Linked DNA regions of Homo sapiens: region 1 is linked to region 2. Evidence: read pairs that join two places in POLR2A ChIA-PET (ENCODE). Cell type or tissue: PC-9. All regions are shown on one strand.

Region 1 (4,000 bases), 56 kb after region 2:
GAAACTCCATCTCAAAAAAAAAAAAAAAAAGTGGTTCCTATCAACATGTACCAAGAAGAGCCATGACATCTGCTCCTCAATTCATAAAAGGACCATCCAAACCTTGACTGTCACTCTCTCCCCAAAGTGCTTACAAGTCTGCCCTGAAGTTACTACCAAACTAGCACTAAGCCCCTAAAGAAAGGAGCATAGTAAGTGTCAGCAAAAAGAGACTGGTCACACTTCCAAACAGATGTAATTATAAAAGCAAAAGGCCAGGTAGCTTTCCCCAGGAAGTTAGAGTTTTTGTTTCCATAGTTATAAAATTAAGTGTCTGAAAAGTAGATTTAAGGTAGAATGTTCACCACGCTGCTTCAAAAAATATGCCCAATTTTTTGTAAACATTAGAAGTTTGTAAATTCCAGCAGCAAATTCAGATAAAATGTAAAAAGGCTTCCTAGAGAAACAGCTAAAATTAACACTTAAAATAGGGAGCAAGTCTACAACTCACTTCAAAGAGCCCTAAATGGTTATTTGGTTCAAGAGACTACCTATGAACATCCAATTAAATCCTTTACCCAATTATTTTTGGTAGCCAATTAATCTTTCAACTATAATATCCAATTTATCTTCAAAAGAATCACCCAGGCTGCTCTCCTAAAATGGCTAGCTTCTTAGAATAGGGCCTGTTTATAAACTACTTGCTTATCTATACTCTTGCCCTGCAGATACACACCCATCATTTAAGCTATTTCTATGAAAGAGATGGCTGCTTTTTAACTTTAAAACTTGCTTCCCTAATTGAACACAACTAAGTATCAGAAGCAAAGCAGAAAACTTTATATCTTGCTTTCTTTTTATTTCTAACAATGTGGCCAGTAGTTAGCTGGTTCTGTCTTCATAATATAAAACTACATTATGTCACATGCAATGAGAACACATTTAGGGCTGAAAATGCTTTCCAACTTAAGCAAGATGTATTTATAGATTGTCAAATAGAAGTAGCTTCAAACGAGCAATAAAACTCTTTTGCCCTATAGCAACAGCCTAGGAACTAACATATACTCCTTCTCCTTTTTTCTTTAAATAATTTGGTTTAGGTAAAACATAATCTCTTGCTGGGAAAGAAAAAAAAAGCCTTTAATTTGTGTTCTGTAAGCTGTGCAGTTCTGAGAGAACTCAGAACTGTGCAACGAGATCTTGGCAAGGGTAGACTTCCCAGCAAAGTTCAGTTTTTTAAAAGCCAAAATGTTCTTCCACCATCTCAGAACTATGCTGGGTGCCTAGAAGCCAAGGTGCCTGCCTTAGTAAATTCTACTTCATTTAATTCAATTCATTAAGCTTTTAACATACTACAATGGATCAGCACTCAGCTGAGTTCCATCTCAATGCCTACCTGTCTCATATTCAGGACAGTTATCAATCTACTTTAAATTTCTGGCTCAGCGATATCAAGACACTGAACACTAAACAAGTGGTTTATTTACAATGATCCATCATGACAAGAAAATATTTTTCAATAACAAACATGCTTCCTAATTCAAAACTTGCTAGTTTATAAAAGTGGCAGGGTATGAAATGATATGATTGAGATTTTCTTGAAAATAATCTGGTTGGAGGAGGAAAGTGGGGATACAGAGGAGACAAGACTGGTCACTGGTTTATTAAATGTTTCTCTCTACTGCATGTTTGGAATTTTTCTTAAGTTACACATACACACACTCTCTTCAAAATACCCATTTTCTGGCAAAATGCCCACCTTCTGGGTATTTCCTAGTAATTTCACATTCTGTAAAATACAGATCCTGTTCTTTAGAAGTTGTTTCCAACCCCTGAAAATTGTCCCTATCTGGTAGATTCAAACTATTTATTGGAATAGGATCCTAACAGAGAGTGAATGAGTAGGACGAGAGAGGCTCAACTAAATCTGTTCTTCAGGATCGCTCTCTCTTTAAATGTGTTGGGGTCTTGCTATGTTGCCCAGGCTGGCTTCAAACTCCTAGGCTCACGCAATCCTCTTGCCTCAGCCTCTTCAGGATCTTTTAAAAGAAATGCTATATGGTTACAGAGGCAAATGCGTGAGATGGCTGAACACAGCTATAAGTTTCTGCAAACTCTGTACCCTTTGAATAAATCTAGCTTCTAAACTGTTCTACTGAAATGCTAGGAGACTAGTAAAATGGAGCAAAAGTTATGTTGTCCTTGTGTCCAGTAGGTACTCACTGCCTTCTCAGTCAACACATCCTACATATCATACCAGCAATGAGGAAGGAGTCATATATGCCAAGTGAACAATTCTTCCCACTACCTCTGCACAACTATCAGGATAGTAAAAAAGGTAAATAAAGCCAGGGTGATGGGAAACTATGCTCCCGAGTTCTCATCTTTTTAACTGGGGAAAAGCATAGTCTTTTCTTGCCATATATATTAACGGTTGTACAGTTTCACCTAAGTCCACTTCTGCCACTGCCAGACAGCTATTTGAAAAGTCAAGGACAGCAAAATACTAAGTCTACTAAATGAGAGTAAAGTGCTGGAGCAAATTATAATAACAAAAACATCAGTTTTCCTTTCATTTCCCAGGACATTACAAATGACATTAAACCTGTATTTTTAAAGGTTAAGTACTAGATGCTGACATGAACAGAAGACCTCACGGAAACTAAGCCTTGTCTGCAACTCCTCATAAAAAGTACAAAAACATAAGAATTCAGAAATTTGGTGATATGGCTGAGTCTGCTGGCTCACGCCCATAATCCCAGCATTTTAGGAGGCTGAGGAGGATAGATCACTTGACTCCAAGAGTTCGAGACCAGCCTGGGCAACTTGGCGAAACTCTATCTCTACCAAAAACACAAAAATTAGCCAGTCTCACAAATCTGTCTCAAAATAAATAGGCCAGGTGCAGTGGCTCACACCTGTAATCTCAGCACTCTGGGAGGCCAAGGCGGGAAGATCGCTTTAACCTCAGGAGTTTGAGACCAGCCTGGGCAACTTGGCGAAACTCCACCTCTACCAAAAACACAAAAATTAGCCAGTCTCACAAATCCGTCTCAAAATAAATAGGTCAGGTGCAGTGGCTCACATCTGTAATCCCAGCACTCTGGGAGGCCGAGGCGGGAAGATCACTTTGACCTCAGGAGTTTGAGACCAGCCTAGGTAACATGGCGAAACCCTGTATCTACAAAAAAAAAAAAAAAATATATATATATATATATATATATATATATATAGCCAGGCGCGGTGGCTCACGTCTGTAATCCCAGCACTTTGGGAGGCCGAGGCGGGTGGATCACGAAGTCAGGAGTTCAAGACCGGCCTGGCCAAGATGGTGAAACCCCGTCTCTACTAAAAATACAAAAATTAGCTGGGTGTGGTGGTGGGCGCTTGTAATCCCAGCTACTCGGGAGGCTGAGGCAGAGAACTGCTTGAACCTGGGAGGCGGAGGTTGCAGTGAGCCAAGATCGTGCCACGGCACTCCAGCCTGGGTGACAGAGCAAGACTCTATCTCAAAAAAAAAAAAAAGAAAAAAATATGTAAATTAGCTGGGCACGGCGGTGCACACCTGTAATCCCAGCTACTAGAAAGGCTGAGGCTGGAGAATCACTTGAATCCGGGAGGCGGAGGTTGCAGAGATCGTGCCACTGCACTCCAGCCTGGGAAACGGGGTGAGACCTTCTCTCAAAAAATTAGATGAATAGATAGATTGCTTTAAGTTAAAAAAAAAAAAAAAAAAGAAAAAGAAATTTAGCACTAAAACAGCAACTGGGGCCGGGTGTGGTGGCTCACGCCTGTAATCCCAGCACTTTGGGAGGCCAAGGCGGGCAGATCACAAGGTCAGGAGATTGAGACCATCCTGGCTAACACGGTGAAACCCCGTCTCTACTAAAAATAGAAAAAATTAGCCGGGCGTGGTGGTGGGCACCTGTAGTCCTCGGGAGGCTGAGGCAGGAGAATGGAGTGAACCTGGGAGGCGGAGCTTGCAGTGAGCGGAGATTGTGCCACTGCACTCCAGCCTGGG
Region 2 (4,000 bases):
TTGAAGTGAGCCAAGAATCACACCACTGCACTCCAGTCTGGGCTACAAAACGAGACTCCATCTCAAAAAAATAATAATAAAAATAAAAAATAGTAATTTCTTGTGTCTTTCCCAAATTTTCTATTCCTATAAAAGGCCTATATGAGTTTTTTTAAATGTGCTTCATGATGTCAAACTTACATTTAAGTGGCATTGATATTCTTCGTAGTTTGTATACGTACTCATAATTGATAAGATCACAAGTTGGCAGTCTTTCAGAAGTTGTACTTCATGTCTTGATGAAGTTGGAAGCAAGAATAGTTTAGACTATGACTAAGCGTTTTAGAAAGTCAGCTTAAGGGAAGCGGGGGGCTCTTGGGCCAAAAGACAACTGAAAAGCTACCAGGAACCTAAACGGGTATGTGCAAGGGGCAAAAGGTAAGGGAGAGGAGGCCACAAATCACATGGCTGGCACTCCCTCTGTCACTGATTTAATTCCATTTGCTTTTCCTGGTGAGACATAATTTTCATGTGCTGATGTGATTTTGATTCCTTTCTTTTTCAGGATCCAGCAAGTAGGCAATGAAGCCTATGTTATAGGGCTCTCCTCCTTCCACATACCTTCAATAGGAGCTGCATGTGTTTGTTTCTTAGAATTGCTTGGCCTTGACAGCCTCAAGCTCAGAGTTGATATGAAAGTGGCCAATATAATTTTGAGCTACAAGTGCAGAAATGAAGATGCTCAGTACAGCTTTATCAGAGAGTCTGTAGGTACAGCACCTTTTATCTGGCCTGCTTTGTTTAGAGAAGGTGTGACGAGGTCTAAGGCATTGAATTGTGAGTGTTTGGGGAGAAAATGGTTATCTTCTTGGTTTTATCCTTTTCCTGCAGAGTGTGTGTTCTTTGTCTCACTTTCTTGGGCACTTTAATTGGGTTCTGAAATGGCCCTGAGCCACACTATTCAAACAGAAATGCTCAGGTTTTGACTTTTTCTCTTCACCATATTTTGTTGTTTATATTTCTTACAGCCGAAAAACTATCTAAACTAGCTGATGGTGAAAAGACAACCACAGAAGAATTGCTTGTTCTCTTAGAAGAAGGTACATGGAACAGCATTCAGCAACAGGAAATAAAGAGGTTTGTGAGTTGCAGTCTCAGCCTCTTTTCTAACAAGCTTATTGTGCCAACCTGTGTTTGCCTAGTTTTTCTTTGAACAACTCTGGTGTTTTCACTAAATCCCCCTAGACCTTATCTTCTTCTTTATCTAGCATGTAGCAGATACTCAGTAAATGAATAATGATTTTAATTGCATCTTGCCATCAGTGAAAAGAGGGTGAAGATAGCAATTCTCTCTTTAGAGATGGACTTACCAAGAGATGGAGAGCAGCTTTGTCTCCTCCACTGCCCTGCTAGTCAGAGAAGTCTTTTAAATGGTACATGTTGAAATGCCAGAAGATGTGGGTTCAGATGTCTTGGAGGATTGGAAAAAAATGAAGAAGAGGATGATGTAGGATGGGTCTTCCAAAATTTGACTTTAAGTCATGTCCTTACTTTTTTCATTTTATTATGTCAGTTGATAATGGAAGCTGAAGTGACCGTATGTAAAAGCACCTCCTTACACTTCATGCCTTCTTTATGCTGCCCCACTGGGGCTGACCTAACCACTCCAGACCCTGAGAACGCACCCTTTTTCTGTACATCCTATCACTGATTCTGTTCTTGGCAGAATCCTGCTTGCAGCAGGAACATGTACCCTACCCCTGGTGAGGAGGCCCAGGCACCCACCAGGCCTCTGAGTACTCTAAAGTGAATAGAGCAAGAGAAATAAGTGCTCAGAAAGTTTCTTGACTGACAACTTCCTCAGTTCTCCTAAGGATGCTACACAGCCAGTATAAATAGGTACTTGATTGATGACTTGGGGAAGGAATGAATTGTGCCAGTATGCTAAGCTAGCTATTCTGCCTTATGGGTGAAAAAGTCTACTGTTTTTGGCCAGGCACAGTGGCTCACACCTGTAATCCCAGCACTTCAGGAATGTGAGGCGGACGGATCACCTGAGGTTGGGAGTTCAAGACCAGCCTGACCAACATGGAGAAACCCCGTCTTTAGTAAAAATACAAAATTAGCCGGGTGTGGTGGCACATGCCTGTAATCCCAGCTACTCGGAGGCTGAGACAGGAGAACTGCTTGAACCCAGGAGGCGGAGGTTGCAGTGAGCTGAGATCGCACCATTGTACTCCAGCCTAGGCAACAAGAGCGAAACTCTGTCTCAAAAAAAAAAAAAAAAAAAAGAATCTACTTTTTTCAAAGTAGCCTAATAAATATTTAGTATTTGTTGGAGAATACACTGTGCTTTAATTTATATCATTTTTACTCATTTTCCAGTTCAAGCTAAAGCTATATTTTAATGAGTTTTTTGTTTTTTCTTGACCACCCCCACCTCTAATTCTGATTATAGGTTATCCAGTGAATCTAGCAGCCAATGGGCATTAGTGGTGCAGTTCTGCAGGCTACACAATATGAAACTAAGCATATCTTACCTTAGAGAATGTGCCAAAGCAAATGATTGGCTGCAGTTCATTATTCACAGCCAACTCCACAACTACCACCCAGCAGAGGTAAGCCACTAATTGTTAGCAGTCACTCAAAAGGAAATAGGAACACTTCTTAGAAGATAGCATTCTTTCTGTTGTGTAGACATGACATAGGCCTTTTTTTTTTTTTTTTTTTTTTTTTTTTTTGACCAGGATACGTACTGGATACATGGGCTTTTGTTTCATATGATACTATTATTTTTCCTAAGATTTCAGTGGGTTGGCATCAGACAAGGCACTAGTACTGAAGAGCTGAAAAGCTTTTGTGACTTCAGATTGAATATGAAAATTCATTAAAAGGCACCATACAGCTTTGTAAAATTACATAATAGTCACTCTGACTTAGTTCAGGGTGAGAAAGCATAATTTTGTCTATGCTTTTCTCTAACATTTTCAGCTCCAGCTGAAACTGAAAGTTGGGTTTCTGTTTAATCATCTGATATGCCTTCTAGGTGAAATCCCTTATCCAGTACTTCAGCCCAGTCATTCAAGACCACTTAAGGCTGGCTTTTGAGAACTTGCCCTCAGTGCCCACCTCCAAAATGGACAGCGATCAAGTCTGCAATAAGTGCCCCCAGGAACTTCAAGGAAGCAAACAAGAGATGACCGATTTATTTGAAATTCTGCTCCAATGCTCAGAGGAGCCAGACTCCTGGCACTGGCTTCTGGTTGAAGCAGTGAAACAACAGGCCCCTATCCTCAGTGTTCTGGCCTCATGTCTCCAGGTGAGGATCATGAGAAGCCTGAAGTAAGTACCCAGAGAACAATAGAATAAGTAATGAGGGACAGGAAAGGCTGATAATCAGAAGTGGGGTGATGATGACAGTGAGGTTCCAGCATGTGTTTCCAAGTTCACTGCAACATTTTGTGCTTCTCTAGCTTAGGCTCTGGGCCATTTGGTGTACTTTCTTGTGCCTTGACATTCAGTGAACTCAAGTGATCAGAGCCTTGGTTTCTGGTTGGCAGTCACAGAGAAAGACGCTTTGGTGGACTGACCACCACTGTTTCTTTAGTGCCCTCTTTAGCAGGGAAGAGGGACATTCCAGACAGTCCTTTAATCAGCAGATCAGTGGAGGGCAATCCTACTCTCTTATGATTAGTACTTCCCTGACTTTTGCATATACCCCCTTCTGTCTGCTTCTTGGTCTTGTGACCTGCAACACTCTGCAGGACAGTTTAGAACAGTCCCTTGGTTGCTCATTAGTTTGTTTCATGTTTGAAGGCTTTTCAAGCCATTTTAACTAATTAAGTTGGGTGACTTATTCTAAACAGGAAATATCCATCTGTAGTATTTGTACATTTGCCAGGTAATCCAGGCCTAGTTGTTATTTTATTTATCCCGTGGCAGGGTGCCAGTGCCATTTCTTGTCTCTGTGTTTGGATCATCACTTCTGTGGAGGACAATGTTGCAACTGAAGCAATGGGAC

The links. ChIA-PET counts read pairs that join two places held together with the same protein. Peaks named below come from ENCODE experiments on the same cell type or tissue, not always from the same donor. Only the 100,000 strongest peaks of a DNase experiment are listed, where the experiment ranks them.
Region 1: POLR2A ChIA-PET joins it to region 2 with 7 read pairs; 8 of 35 experiments call an interaction of 5 or more read pairs at or near these places.

The regions. Positions count from the first base shown.
Region 1 is chr15:44,539,448-44,543,447 of GRCh38, reverse strand. All of the region lies in intron 2 of EIF3J (eukaryotic translation initiation factor 3 subunit J), which reads right to left. Among named protein-coding and RNA genes, the nearest start is that of EIF3J, 4.3 kb to the right of the region's middle. In PC-9, no CTCF peak of the experiment used is centred here; a DNase peak (open chromatin) is centred at 1,717; H3K27ac peaks cover 392 bases.
Region 2 is chr15:44,595,381-44,599,380 of GRCh38, reverse strand. SPG11 (SPG11 vesicle trafficking associated, spatacsin) reads left to right here. Exons shown (of 40, transcript NM_025137.4): 22 at 545-750; 23 at 1,008-1,116; 24 at 2,438-2,597; 25 at 3,026-3,298; 26 at 3,922-4,000. Among named protein-coding and RNA genes, the nearest start is that of EIF3J, 60 kb to the right of the region's middle. RefSeq lists an enhancer at 3,033-3,182. In PC-9, no CTCF peak of the experiment used is centred here; no DNase peak of the experiment used is centred here.